Regions from separate parts of the Homo sapiens genome. Here region 1 is linked to region 2. Evidence: chromatin loops called from intact Hi-C (ENCODE). Cell type or tissue: endothelial cell of umbilical vein. All regions are shown on one strand.

Region 1 (8,000 bases), 64 kb before region 2:
TAAAATCATATACTACATTGATGTTTACTACTACCAAAGGAGAAAAGTAGCCATAATTATAAAGAGATCCATTTTTATAAATAACAAAGGAGGAAAACAAAACACGAACACTTCTGCAGAGATCAAAATCAAACAAGTTGTTCCGTAGGTTTTTAACTTTTTTGAAGGTATGTATGCGTTGAACTATTTTAAAAGTTTCCCTAATCTAAACCATATTGGAATCAAGAACTAAAATTAGTTTCCATTTTATAGTTAAGGAAACAAAAGAGAAGAAAGAAAAGTGACTTGCTTTGGATCAAAGATATTGCTAGAACTGAAGTTTGTAACATAAAGTCCTACACAGACCAAAGTTGTTAACTTGTTAGCTAGTTAACTAAGTTGTTAACTAGTATTAAATTAGAGACTACACTCTTGTCAACTGCTAGGTGACTGATACTTATATTACAAATTATTTACCCATTAATGTTTGTTACTTAACTTTCTGATAAAATTACCTATTATGATATAGCTCCATGGAATAGATATAACCAAAGCATGAATTTATGCAGTATAAGGCCTTTTAGCAAACCATTTATGAAATACTACTGTTGTGTAGACTTTAGTGATGAACACTGAGCAGCATTTTACGAAGTGAATATTGTATTTATCATTTACCTAAAGAATGACTTTAGTTCATGTGACTTTTCTCACTGCCCTACATTTTGTGAGCATTCTAGAAATGTGTAATAATATTAATAAATACTTTGGAACCTACATCTTTAAGTATTCTTGTAGCTCTCACAATTCTTTTGTCACCTGACAAATGAAAAAACCTGACTATTTTTTCTCTACAAATCATAGGTATATACAAAGAGGTCTGAAATAACGTGTATCTACAGCTGTGTTTAAAAAAAAAACTCTAGTATTATTTTGTATTTTATGTAGTTATAAAAATCCAGTAAAGCATGTTATTCTTTAATGTCTTCAAATACATAATCATACACCTCCAATGGATTTTTTTTTACCACTAATTTTTTTACGTATTTTAGACAGATAATCCCTTTTCTACTAGTATGTGATCTTGGGCAAGTCAATTCCTTTAGGTTCTGGTGTCCTCATCTGAAAAACTGAAGTGCTTAGGCCTTATGAATTCTGAAGTTCCTTTGAGCTTTAGATTCAACTCTGTGATTATATAAAATAAATGTAAAATCAAGCTTTAATGTTATTTGAAATCAATAATGCTAAGTTTCCAATTTGAAAAAATAGGCATGTTTTAAGATTTGAAGTTTCTGAAAGTGTCAGTTCTCATTAATTGCAGACAGGGAAAAAAAAAAGCAGTTAATTGCTGGCCAGGACTATACTGCTCAGTTATTTGCATAGGAAAACTGGGTGCAAACATAAATATTTTTACACACAGTTACTTGTAGTAAGAAAACCACAAAACTGGAGATTATTTGGCCAGATGTTGTGACTTTTGTATAGGTGCAGATCTGATGCAATTAACATATCACTATAAAAATTGTTCTTCAAGACCAACTAGCTAAGTCGTAAGTTTTCAAGTGGAACATTTTCTCCTTCTCAAGTATACATTATCAGTAACCCTGATCACAGGGTTGATACTATATTATTGGTTTAGCCAGCTGCCTCTTCTTCATCATTCTGAACAGATGATCTTTTTTTCTTCATGATAATTTTTATTGCTCAAAACTCAATAATCTTTCTTAATATCCTGTTTTAATATATATCAGACTTAGGGTCAGATATTCTTCCCTACAGCCAAGGAAATGTTAACTTCCTCTTGCCTAATTTTTTATAGACAAATAATTGCTCAGCACTGCTCTAAAAAGTCCGTTATGCTGTTACAACTAGCACAGCTCATTGATTGTCAATTTGGTACCATCTACTAGGAAACAAATATGAATTTGGTTTCTTTACCCTCCAGTATCTCCAGTTCCTTCCTGCCATGTGATAACCAAAATAGGACACAATTCCTTAATTTAACTACTTATTAATTAATCTAATTAATTTTTGTTGCATACATACTATGTGCCAATTAATTAATCTAATAAATTTTTGTTACATACACACTACATGCCAAGTGCTATTCTAGGCATTCATTGTTTCCAATAAAACGTTTTGTGGTGATGCAAATGTTCTGCATCTGCTCTGTCCAACATAGTAGCCACTAGCTACCTGTGGCTAGTGGGTCTGAGGAACTGAATTCTTCAATTAATTTAAATTTAAATAGCCACAAGTGACTCTTGAGGCTTTTACATTACAAAGAAGTAATTTGATAAGTAAACAGGGCAATTTAAAGTAGTGGTAAGTGGTAAGAGGGAACTAAAGCAGTAGGACAGAATCACTGTTACATGGTCTGGGAGCAGGAAAGGGTATTGAGGTATCATTTTAGAATGAGGATGGTCAAGGAAAGATCTCTCTGTTGAAATGACACTTGACCTGAGACTGAAAGATGAGAAGACAGCAGTAGAAGGAATTGGGAACAAAGCATTACTAGAAGGACCAGTAAATTCAGATGCTCTAAGGAGGAACAAGATTAGTGTATGAAGGTGGAAATCCAATGTGTCTGGAGTAATCTGTGTAAGAGAGAGAATGGGGCTGAGGAAGGAGGCAGGGGCTAGATCACTAAATCTACTGTTGATCAGTGTTATGGAAATAGGAAACCACTGAGTTTTTTTAAGCAAAAAGGTGGCATAATGTGATAGCATGTTTTTAAAAGATCTTTCTAAATGCTCTCTGGAAAATAGATTCTAGGAGAAAAAAGTAGAAGCACAATGATCAGGTAAGAAGCTACTCCATTTGCCAGTTTGATCTAGAGTATAGCGATGAAGAAGGTGAAAAGTAAAAGAATTCCAGGGATATTCTGGAGATAAAACCAACAAAGCTTGGTGATAGAATTAGTATAATAAACTGATCACTTTCTAAGTACCACATCATGATCCCTTTTCATTTTAATATAAGGTTGAATTTTTATTAAACAACCTAACATTGATGACATTTGTTCAACTTTGCTGATAACCATGTTCCTTATTGTTATTCATATAAACAAATGACTTTCATAGTAGCATTATTTTGGTGTGTCAAAGTTTGATAATTTGAAAAATGCATCAACAAAAGTCTACAAATGCTTGGTTTAAAAAAGACTTTCATTTTGCCATATTCTGCAAATAAGATTTATCATGCTAGAGTTATGAGTTGATTTTGTGATGTCTGTGTCTCAATAAATTATTCCTGGCTTTCTACTTAGGTGCAGTATGTGTGGTTTATTACGGAGAGTAGAGCTGAGCAGAATTCCAGTACATATGTTCATGTGGGGGCCATACACATGGCTAGTCAGTGTATACAAGGGTTTTTTTGTACCCAGTCCCTAATGTCTTGGCATTACTTTTATTATGTCTGCAGTGCTCATGTAGATGAAATGCCACAACACATTCTTTTACTATTGTAGCCTCAACCGGCTTTTTTTTTTTTTTTTTTAAGAAAGAGCAATTACCATCATAAAAATTCCTTACTGGGGAACCTTCCATATTGCGTTATCATTCCATGAGTCTAATAATAGTGAAATATAAAGAAAAATTTTAAATAAAATACTAAAATATCTAAAAAAGACTTTGAGGTCTATAGCTAGCTCTATAATGAGAAACACTAAAAGTCAAGAGGAATAGAAACAAGGGAAAAGAAGCAATGTGACTTTTTTTTAGAACTCCCAATACAGGTTAGAGGCTTATAAATCATGGTCTAGCTAAGATAATTCGCAAGTCACATGCACATTCACCAGTGTCTAAACACAGTTAGAGAACTATCTGTCTGTTATCAATTGGGAGAATGCTAATGCCTATAGTTGGTCAGTACCTGACCCTTATGTATTTCTATCCTGATAGCTCTATCTGCCTAAAAGCTAATTCTGTGTTTTCTGTGAAATCTTGCAGTGGTGTTATCAGGGAGATTGTGTTCCTTTTGGCACTTGGCCCCAGAGCATAGATGGGGGCTGGGGTCCCTGGTCACTATGGGGAGAGTGCAGCAGGACCTGCGGGGGAGGCGTCTCCTCATCCCTAAGACACTGTGACAGTCCAGCGTAAGTAGCTAAAGTAAGCCGGAGCCAACAAAAAGACACAGTTGGAAATGATTCAAAGCTGTGGTTTCACATGTTATCTGTAAAAACGTTTCGCTAGTGAGCCAAGTACTTGTCTTCAGAACAAGCCATAGGCACAGGAAAGTGGAGGAGCTTTGTTAGACAGACTTTCTTCTTCTTCCTTTCCCCTTATTGTGTAACCAAAAATAAAATGTAAAAAATAGAAAGTATTGTGTATCTGTCCCAGATAAGCCAGACTTTTAATCTAATAATAATCAGATTTCCTCCTCCAAAAACTACTGAATTATGGATGAATCCAGATCTGGTCTTAGCTACATTACTATTATTCCCAGGAAACCTAAGGTCTTTTCACATGTCACATAAAATTATTACTGCTACATCAGTATTAAAAGGACCAATGAGAGCACTTCAAGGGTTGAAATGCCTTGATTCGCATCACAAATCACAATGAAAAGAATACTGCCCATGTGTTAAAATAGTTTCCATTCATATGCCCCCATTAATCATCTTCCGGAGCTGCCACCACTTTTCTCCCCATGACTGTTTTATGCAGGTCAGACTGCACCTCTTCCACCACTGTTTTCTCCAGCCAGAGTCCCCCTGGCACAAGGCCAGCACCATCAGTATTCTTTGCTAGCTCTGTTGCTTCTCCCTCCTACCAGTGCTCCATGCCCATTACAGGTGAACGGTTCCTCTAGTTGTACTTTCTTGTCCTCCCTGAGACTAAACTGTTCTTTGGCTGCCGCATGTCAAGTGCCCATTTTTGTCTAGAACGCTGGTTGAGGACCTTCTTTCCCAGCTAGTATTTGATGGAGAATGATGTTATGATAACGGCTTTTCCTTTTTTTTTTCTCATTCTGAAATAAAAGATGGTCTATTTTTATTTTTTAGTTTTTCTCCATTTTTAACTCAGGATCCCTCTCTTTGGTTCCTGTCTCCAACTGTCTTTTTTCTTTTCTTTTACTCTTTTTAGCTTGTTTTGCTTTATGTTAGTTCTGTGTTTCCATTCTCCCACTTCCTATCAATTATTCCTCTCTTGCTAAACAGAGCTTCCTGTTACCCATTCATAAACCAGTCATGCTACCACCATCCCCACTATCTTGTTTTTGTCTGACCAACCCATTTCTCTCAAGCTGGTTCAAGCTGAGCCATTTCCCTTCCTTACTTAGAGTCAGCATTCACTGGCATTCAAAATATATTCAAAATGTAGCTTTAATGATCCCATTGATACCAGTGAGCCAAAATTATAATTTAGACTTGATCTTTTTAAAAAAATTACAGAATAACTAACGTAAGTTCAACTGAAAGCTGCTATAAATTAATCAAAGTATAAAAAACCCTGTGATAAATAATATACCCAGATACTTAAGGGAAAAAACTGGACCTCTTTTAAAAGAAGAAATTAGTTGTTTTTATCACTCAATGGTAGTATGCCCAAATAATAGCAATGGTTTTCCCTAATGTTAAATCCTTTAAAGATTAACTTATATTAGTCAAATATTTGACGTCTTACTGTTTCATTAATTTTGGTGAAATATAAAATATTTAGTATTTATATAATGCAAAGCCATCTGATTTTTAGATTTAAATTTTTAAACTTCATGGACTATTTTGAAATAAGATGGAAATTTGTTTTTGCATTATTCACTTTGAATGAAAGCTATTTCCAAGGAGTTATTTCATGTCTCCTTGCTTCCTGTCTGGAGTAAAAACAAACTTTCCATTTCCTAGTTGGTGAACATATAGCATCAGATTATGGATTTTGTTGAATATGATTTAAATGGCTTTTCATTATAAATAAGTGATTTTTACTATGATAATTAGAAAATATATTGATTCAATTGATTTTCTTGAGAATGTAAATCATGACAATTAAGAATCTTATAAATTACTAGTAAATTAATACAAAATTAATAGTACTATTAATAAAATTAATAATAAACTGCCTTAATTTTTATGTTCAACAACCATAATTATTGCTAACAATCACCAGCATGATTACTTTAATAATTAAAACATGTCAAATGATATATTTTTTGAAAGTAAACTTTAGTATGTTTTCATCAAGTAATATATATACTCTTTGTATGGACAGATGTATTAGTATTCACATTTTAAACACAATGTTTTTTCAGACCTTCAGGAGGTGGAAAATATTGCCTTGGGGAAAGGAAACGGTATCGCTCCTGTAACACAGATGTAAGTAAAACCAAACTCTGTTATGAAAAATTAGCTTACTCTTTCCCTAGAGTAGGGAAATTTTTTTAATTTTAAACTATTTGATAAGAAATACATGTGTGTGAAGGTCACATTAATTTTCTAAATTGTTAATAATGAATGGAGCTGGCCTCAGCTCCATCAATTCCATTAATAAGGGTCAAGGGGGAGCTCCAGTACTGGGAACAAGTATATTCTTCCCCAACAGATATCAAGAGAGGCACACACACCCTGAACTGCCCTGCCCCACACACTCACAACTTCAACACCACTATCTTTCTTGACTCCACAGAATTAATCTTATTATGCCCTTTATTCCATTTTATGTTTGCCACTGCAAGAAGCCCCAGACTCCTACATTATCCCTCATCCAATAGATAAGATGCTGTATATTTCCTCCTCTGTTCTGTTTTGTATCCCTGCCCAACTACTGAAACTTCTTCTGTACTTTCAGGAATTCAAAACCCCTAATACTCACTTCTCTGAATTTTCCTTCCTTTCACCTTCTTACTTTAATGGAAACTAGCTCTTCCTCTGAAGATATTGCTTCTCCTATAGTCTTCAAACTGGGTAGGCTTTTGTTTTCTCTCTTAGCCCTTGAATGACTGAGCCTCAAAGTGGATTGACAATGTTTATATCTCATTACTCCTCCAGATCACTCTTCCTCCCCCTATCTAAAAACCACAGCTTTTAATTAATGTCATTAGACTGTTAACATTTTCATGCTTTCCACCTCTACTACTGTCTTAATTCTTGGTGATTTTATAAATATGCAGATGATTGTTCACTTCTGAATTTTTTTCATAAACATACAAACATTCTCCTATCTGTAAACAAACAAACCAAAAAACCATGCTAGTTATTTTCCCATTGCCTTGTTTCCCATTGAAACAAAATTTCTCAAAAGACTTGTCTGTACTTACTGAATCCATTTCCTCTCTTCACATTATTTTTTCTAGAATTGCTCCTATCAGGTTTTTGCCTTGATCATTCTATGGAAATACTCTTGTTAAGTCACAGGTGATTTCCATGCTGTTAAATCTAATAGTCAATTCTAAGTCTTCAGCTTACTACTTCACTTTCAATAGGCTTCCGGGAAACTACAACATTTTAGTTGTTCTTTTACATTAATGCTTACTCCTCTTCCTCCTTCATTGGCTCCTACTCTTTTTGTTTGTTTGTTTGTTTGTTTGTTTGTTTGTTTGAGACAGAGCCTTGTTCTGTTGGCCAGGCCAGGCTGGAGTGCAGTGGCGCCATCTTGGCTCACTGTAACCTCTGTCTCCTGGATTCAAGCAATTCTCCTGCCTTGGCCTCCCGAGTAGCTGTATTACAGGTGTGTGCCACCACACCTGGCTAATTTTATATATATATATATATACACTTTTTAGTAGAGACTGGGGTTTCACCACATTGGCCAGACTGGTCTCGAACTCCTGACCTCAGGTGATCCACCCGCCTCGGCCTCCCAAAGTGCTGGGATTACAGGTGTGAGCCATCATGCCCGGCCAGCTCCTACTACTCTTTACTCTGACCTCAATGTTAGAGTACCCAAGAGTTAGTCAGTGGCCTGTGTCTCTGCTCTACCAATACTCCTTTCTTTGGTGATCTTATCTGGTTCCATTGCTTTTGTACCATTTATTTGCCATTTGACCCAAAATTTATATCTTCAGCCTGTACTTCTTTCATGAATTCC
Region 2 (8,000 bases):
TCAGACAGTAATAAGATAAAATGGGGAAACTATAAACTAAAAATATTAGACCTGAAAATGCACTATTTTATTAGATATCTTCCATCATGTAATATAATTATAATGGTACTTGCCCTGTTCCACCCCACCCCCATTTTAGTGTAATCTCATTGAGGTCAAGACTGTCTTACTCAGTAACTTTCTCCCTTATAGTACTAAAAAAGTATACATTAGACATAGTAGGAACTAAATTAGTTAAAAACTTAGATACTTTATATGGAAAAGATTACTCTTAATAGCTAAGGAGTAATAGGAATTCTCTCCAGGGATAAGCTCAGTATACGTATGTTCCACCCTACCTTACCATTACTAAACACAGTTGTTCTAGAAAAATACAATATTTTTAGAGCTACATTTTGCTTTTGATCATCCTTTGTTTACTTAGGACATCCAGTTTTGCTTAGGACAGAAGGAAATACACTGAAAAGGACAGAAGGAAAGACACTGAAAAGAGAAGGGAAGCCTTTGAAAGATAAAAACTAGCAGGAGGCTCTTCAGAAGAAGGAACCATATGAGTGGAGTTGATTGGTACCCTGGGTTCCAGCTGTTAGATCCAAGGCAGATGGGCTTTGCTCTGCCCTGCAAATGCTTGTGTCTGGCCAACAATCACACGGCACAACAGCCAGATTCCAGCAGTGAAAGGCAGAGCGGAGAGACATTTTTTTTCCTGGCACTTGTCACTCTTTGGATGCTATCTGCATTAAAGATTTAAATTAAATTAATATTGCTGGCCATATGCTCTGTATACTGTAGTTATATAGTGTTGTCTTGGTTGCTAGCTACTATGGATGCTGTGGCTAAGCAAATTGTTGCCTTAGCCACCAGACACATTTTTAGTACAAGCTCTGACTTTTTAATGTTACCTCCTTCTCTTCAGAAAACTGTTTCTTGGGTAGATATGATGTGCTATGTCACTAGGTTAAATTATTTAGATGTTGGTTAGCCCATCAATTCCAAGAATACATTTATATTTCTTTCTTTTTATTGTTGACTCATTCACAGGAGGTTGTAGAATGCCCATTTATCCATTACATGGTCTATCACTGAAATGATGGGACTGATGAGTAGAGTTGAGAAGACTTAGAAAGTCTTTCTCCTGCCCTTAACCACCCCCGACCCATCCTTCTTGGTTTAACACATGTCACCCTTTCAAGTTAAATTCAAGTTGTAATTTCTGTACCTTGAGTGCCTTCTTTCTACTTTTAAGATGGTAAATTGCCCTGAGAAAAGCAATATATTGCCAAATACTATGTTACAAATGAGTTTACAAAATTATTTAATTCTCTGAAAGAAGAGAAAGATAGGAACACATGAGAACATTGGGCAGCTAATAAGAGGAGTAGAGGGACTGGAATGGAGGGAAGAAATGAAGAAGAGCGATGGTCTCTGAACTCTTTGCTCAGACTGGGACTCACTTGAACCATCACCACCCCCTAGAGTAAGAACAGCAGATGGTTTCCATCCAGGACTCATTTGCCATTTGATGGGCTTCTTGCACCTTTTCCTTTGGTACATACTGTATAAAAATGCCATTAAAGCCATTTCTTGATATGTAGCTAGAGCAGTGATTCAAGTGGAATATGCCTTCTTCCCATTGTATAAAAGAACCTTTGATGGGAAAATAGATCTTTAACTTTGAACTATTGGCAGAAAATTAAATATAGGATCTGACATTTAAACTTATGGACAAAAAGTGAGGGTTACATTTCTGTGGTAAGGACCATCATATTTGAATCTTTAGTATCAAAGAATAAAAAGATAAGCAAATTAAAAGTCTCTAAACAGAATATACCTTTTGTAGAGGGTTTAAAGTAAATATATATTGGCAATATCATCTCTTATAATTAACTTTCGTAATATGAAGCCATTACTTTTTTTAAGCATGGAGGAAGGATTGCATTAAAAAAACATATACATACAGTTTGCATGCCAGTAACTTTAGGTGTTTAAGAATAAAATACAATTAGTGTATTTTTATTAAATTCTGCAGAACATCTGCTTATTTCCAGGGGATCTGGACACTAAGCCACTAGAATTTTGTTTTTGATTAGGTACACACTGACTGGTCATGTGGACATTTTATGTTTTGGTTATAAACTATAAGTCTTTAGATTTGAAAGCATCGTGGTTTCGTGTAACTGGATGTAATTATTCCCAACCGGGTTTAAAATCAACATCTTAGCAATGTTTTACAGACTACTTTAAAAGAAGTTATGTACAAGAGGCTTGATCATATAAAAAGAATCTAAACTCAATCATTTCTCTTGTGGACTTAGTTTAGATTATTTCCAGTTGATCTGTATTTTCTACTTTCTAAAGTTAAAAGCTGCATTTTCCTTAATTCAAAAGTATGTGTTTAAAAATCCATTCATTTAGATGCCTTGGTTTATAGAGTTATCCTGTTGCTACTGACTTAAAAAGAAAAAAAAATCTGTAAACCTGCCAAGTGTGGGAGTAATAGTTGGAAGGAGCTTTGTATGCTGTTGGAGGAAGATAGTACAGTGTTGTAGGAAGATTTGGAATAGATTACTGATATAGTCAATTCTTGAGTGTGAAATACCACACTGTCTAATATAACATTCTAGAAGAAAATTAATAAAAGACAAATGTAAGGAAAACATGCATCTTCATAAAATATAGAGCAATTTCAGCTGTCTATTCAAGGACTTTAATTTTTACTTCATAAAAAATAGCATTCTGAAATCATGAAGCTAAAATGAACACCTAAGTACTCTTGATTCCCAGTTTTTAAGAAGTATGGAAGGAAGGCATGATCAAAATTAAGTCAATTCATAATTCTTAGCACTTAGCCCAATATCTCCCAAGAGATACTGTGTTTATATCTCATAAACACAATGCTTTGGTTTAGTAACTATCTCTGTTGAATGAATGAATGAATGAGTAAATGAATGAATGACCTGCCAACTACATTTAGCTGACAGTTTTAGTTTGGGTATACATGTAATTTTTAAACTAATTACTGGATCCCACTAAAGAGCAAAATAGCCCTGAAATTAAAGGGGTCTGAAACAAAATATTGGACTATGGGTCAGTTTTATTTCTTCCTTGTGGTTTTGTGTAATTTTCCAAATTTTTGATAACAAATATTATGTACCAAATTTTTTTCAAGATACATACATTGTTAGAATTTATCATAAAATGAAATATAAATCACAGCTCTACTAACTCATATCTCATCTATGATTCAAATTGCAGAGGCCCTGCTTTTGCAATAAAGGCTACTTTTGAAAACAAATGTAATTATAGCCAAACAACATTTCTAGGGTTAAGTTAGAGAAAGAAGAATTTTATCTTGACTTAATTCAGTTTCTACAAGTCAAGGAAACTGAATTAATGTTTCTGCCACTGAAACAAAACCAGATCAGTTGTATTTTGTAGTGTTGAGAATGTTTATTCCTTCCTGAGAAATAACCAAGATATGTTTTGGATGCCAGTGTTCTTGTTTCAAGTATAGTCATGTTTGAATGACTTAAAAAAAAATAATCACACTAACCAATAAAAAAAAATCCCCTGCTGTCCCTGATAGAGGCAAAATATTGAACCAGGATGGATGGATAATCTGAGCCACTGTTGGAGTTGGTAGTTGACTCCTATGACTAATGGTAGAGGTATCTGTCTAGGTGGACCACATGGACCTAGTTATCTGCCCACTGGAATGACACAATGGGGAGATATCCGATGAATATCATGGAACATCTGTGAATGGATCACAACTATGCCTGATGTGAATCATTCTTCCCTCAAAAATTCTAAAGTTTAATAGTTAAAAAATTCCAAACTGTTGTCGTCACATAAACTTCATTGTTTGGCTTATTTTAGGGGTTGGGAGGGAAGGAATACAATACATACTCTAGGACATTTTGCCAGTAAGTTGTTTGACTATGTTTAAGACCCCTAAGTTTAGGAAAACATAAAAAATGGTTGCAGAAGGTGATCAGCAAGAGCCCTGGGTCAGTGCAAGCAATAAAAAAGACTAACTGCTCACCACTGTCATGGAAGCTACAGGATTTAAGTGTCATGAGCTTGGTGGATTTAATAGTTTGCCCTGTCAGTCTTTAAATTTAAAGGGCTTAGTTAAAGGTAGGTGTGCATAACATGATAACGGAGGCACTCCCACCTGCAGAATTTCTATGATTTAGGGGAACTTGGGGGAAGCATTTGGTGTGTAGCTCTTTAGGTGACAGTTTCTTTCACTGAATGATCCTGTTTCACATATATTTCCCTAATTTGTGATCACACTGTTTTTTTAGGGCATTATTACTTGAAACAACTGGGAAAAAAAAAAGAAAAACAACTGAAGGATTGTGTGGGATTAGCTAGGTGTGAAGCTGTGGTTTCCTGGATACTGCTAATGCTGCTTTTACAACTCTTTCTGGGTAATTTAGCCTACCTGTTTATAGAGATGGGGTGGGTGAGTGGGGGAATAGCTTAGTGTGTGCTTTTATTTCTATTGCCAGGAGTAACCTGTTACCGCTATATGATCTGAAACATTTAGCATTGTCTTGTAGTTTGACGTGTTTCTCTTTGATATCTTGATATACCTGTCTGCTTCTTTTGTTTCCTTGACACTAAAGAGAAAATGAGTATACATAAAATCTGTTCATCAGGAACATTTACAAATACGAGTGTGTGTTTGTGTGTGTCTTTATATTTTGTGAAATGTGAGCAAGTTATGGTGAATATCTTTGCCAATAATTGACATATATTTAATATTTTATAAACTGTATGAGAATATTTTTAGCTGTGGTAAACATATCACATAGACTAATTTTTTAAAATGAGATAAATTAATATTTGAATGAACTGTGTATGTATGTATTTGACAGTGGTATAATCAACAGGGGTCAACTCTGTTCGAATAAACAGACTAGTTGGTTACAGTCCAAAAGAGGCCCACTGCAATCTCTAATTTCTAAACAATGAATGGGCTTTTAGAGAGATAAATATATAAACGGAAGAAAAAATGAAATGTGTGGATGTGATGTATTCCTAACAAAAACTAAATAGATGGGATTTGTTCTACAAAATATCAAAAAGTAAATTTGTCCCTATTGTTCTATTTTTAAATAAATATACAATCATTGTTTTGCATTGAAATGCATATTTGTACATTTTATTTGATAATATTATTTTGGGAAATTGTAATCTGTTGTTTTGTTTGTTTGTTAAGGGAAGCACGAAGAAGAATTTACAAATGTGAATAAAATTGTTTAAGATTACCAATAGTTTCTTTTCTGGACTTGAAATAGTTACGTTTCTAAATATGAGAAAAATAACTTTGCCTAAAATTTCAGTATAATGACCAGGTCTTCTCTCCATTTTAGAGAAGCAGTCCAATGTGGAACAGATAAGACGGCAGCGATCCAGTGAGGTCAATTCCCCACAGAGGAAAGCTATGCATACCTAACTTAATGGAAGGTAAACTTCTCTTCAATTAATGATGTCCTCCTTTTCTCAAGGTGTCCAAAGACAGGAGGTGGTCTGTAAAAGGTTGGATGACAACTCCATTGTCCAGAACAATTACTGTGATCCTGACAGTAAGCCACCTGAAAATCAAAGAGCCTGCAACACTGAGCCCTGCCCACCTGAGTAAGTAAGGGAAAGAAATGAGAATTATTTTCTTCAGGTGCAAAGAGAAAAACATTATGTATTCATGTTTGGAAATATATTTATATGATGAGAATAAATTAGGCTGAAAAAAGGTAGAAAACATCCTGAGAGGGAGGAATTTTGATGTCTCTTTTAGTGAGCAAAGATTCCTATTTATCCATAGATTTCAGTCATTAACTTCTTTAAAGCAGGAACTTCAATGAATTTTGTTCTGACACAATGCTGGAAATGATCATATTTCATCAATTCTAAAGCACACATCTTTTCACATTTTAGCATCTCTGAAATTAGGATTCAACTTGCAGCTAATGGTGTCTTACTATAATAATTGACATTTTTCCCCTCTCTTAATGGCACATAAAAAAAAAGTCTTAGATGTAATAAAATATAGTGATTTATTTACACTCCTGTCTTTTCTACATATTTGTCCTAAAGATCTAAAGACCTCTTTTTTTTTTTTTTTTTTTTTTTTTTTTTTGAGACGGAGTCTCGCTCTGTCGCCCAGGCTGGAGTGCAGTGGCGCGATCTCGGCTTACTGCAAGCTCTGCCTCCAGGGTTCATGCCATTCTCCTGCCTCAGCCTCCCAAGTACCTGGGACTACAGGCGCCCACCACCACACCCGGCTAAATTTTTTGTATTTTTAGTAGAGACGGGGTTTCACTGTGTTAGCCAGGATCACCTCGTGATCCGCCCGCCTCGGCCTCCCAAAGTGCTGGGATTACAGGCATGAGCCACCGTGCCCAGCCAAGACCTAAAGACTTTTAAAATGGTTTAGAAATACTCTGGAATAGAATATCAGGGCTTTAATTTGCTGACCCAGTTTAAAGTTCTGTTGTTGTAAGGCATCCTATATTCTGAGTGTTGGGTACAGGCATAGAGGTATACTTCAGTCTCTTTCTGTTGATTAATGCAGCAATACAACTCACTGTAAAGGGATTAACAAGGAGAGAGCCCATTCATTTTAATGATGGTTTTAAATGAGACCTGCTCTCAATGAGCCACACATTATAATCTGTAAGAACAGAAATGTTTCTTGATTGAGCAAAAGGCTCAAGATGATTATGTGATGTTGAGTTGATCACGACAAAAGTAATCTTTGTAGAGATTTTGCCTGATTGAAAACTGCAAGAGAAAACATGTGTGATTGGCATTTCATTCTTGTTTGAGAAATTGGATGAACTGTTATCTTCCTGGTTAATTAATCATCCCAACATGAAACTGATAAGGCAAAAGAGAATAAGCAAATGAATTTGTATGTTCCAAACTCTCTACAACTGGAGAGAAAAACTTTATAATGAAGCTTCTCTAAAAATGACTAGAGTGGAGCTACATAAACATGGAAGTTAAAATACATAAATAATCCATGTCCCAAATAACGTTTAAACCAAGGTGCATTTCTTGTTCAAGGTGCATTTCTTGTTCCAAAGCAATAATGCCTTTTGAACTTCCATTATTTAAAGTCAGTGTCTGCCTGAACATTTGAATCTTAAAGGTGATACTCACTACTAGTCCCTTGAAGAGGTGTAGGGTATTGGCAACCAAATAAGAAGCACAAGGAATCTAGAGTGATAGTTTTTGTTCTAAGACTTTTGCAATTTTACATTGAGTTCTTTTCAAAATGTTATCACCATATAACTAATCTCTTAAAATCCAGACATGGGAAAGTATCAAAATGTGACCTATCATATGTGTTACAAAGACAAGTTATTAAATTTTTTTCACATTCCTCTTTTCTGCCAATTATTTTTATAAATTTATCTCAAGAGAAACTGAGAAACTGTAGAGCAATGCGATGCTCAAAATCCATGGGCCAATTTTGTCCCTTTCTATGTTTCCAGTAACTTCAGCATATTTTCATGTCATTGTGAGTCTCAGTCTATTACGTTAATTCTCTGACATTCAGGATCTTAAGTAGTATATTTGGCATTTGATCAGCCTGTGAAGGCATCTGAGTGAGCCTGGTCACACCCTATTCCATTTTGGCCTAAGCTTTTTCATTTGTTTAAGCTTAAAAGTTTAAATGTCCAGTGTCCTTAAAGATTTCAGTTGTTGGTCATTTCATCCCATAAGTTGTGTGTTTGAGTATTACATTGGAGGTTTGTTTTTGTTTTTTAACAGTTTAAGGATAATTGACATATTGATGTACACTATTAAAATTAAGCTTTCTATCTCCTTATGTAGTTCTGAAGTGAAGTTACTTACTTAAGTTTGGAGATGGGGAATGGAATTCAAAAGAAAAGATACAGAGAATATGGGAAAAATAGAAAGTTTAGTCTGATGGGTTTTTTTTAAAGACCTAAATGTAGATACTTAAAATATTACTCATTATT

What was found. A loop is a pair of places that touch in the nucleus more often than their neighbours do. Peaks named below come from ENCODE experiments on the same cell type or tissue, not always from the same donor. Only the 100,000 strongest peaks of a DNase experiment are listed, where the experiment ranks them.
Region 1: a loop joins it to region 2, with 2.4 times the contacts of the local background. A loop is called at or near these places in 2 of 110 quality-filtered maps.

What each region holds. Positions count from the first base shown.
Region 1 is chr5:65,258,889-65,266,888 of GRCh38, reverse strand. ADAMTS6 (ADAM metallopeptidase with thrombospondin type 1 motif 6) reads left to right here. Exons shown (of 25, transcript NM_197941.4): 13 at 3,927-4,072; 14 at 6,226-6,289. Among named protein-coding and RNA genes, the nearest start is that of ADAMTS6, 220 kb to the left of the region's middle. In endothelial cell of umbilical vein, no CTCF peak of the experiment used is centred here; DNase peaks (open chromatin) are centred at 4,138 and 4,518; H3K27ac peaks cover 1,644 bases.
Region 2 is chr5:65,194,671-65,202,670 of GRCh38, reverse strand. It overlaps ADAMTS6 (ADAM metallopeptidase with thrombospondin type 1 motif 6), which reads left to right. Exons shown (of 25, transcript NM_197941.4): 21 at 5,520-5,649. Among named protein-coding and RNA genes, the nearest start is that of ADAMTS6, 280 kb to the left of the region's middle. In endothelial cell of umbilical vein, no CTCF peak of the experiment used is centred here; DNase peaks (open chromatin) are centred at 2,480 and 3,740; H3K27ac peaks cover 3,868 bases.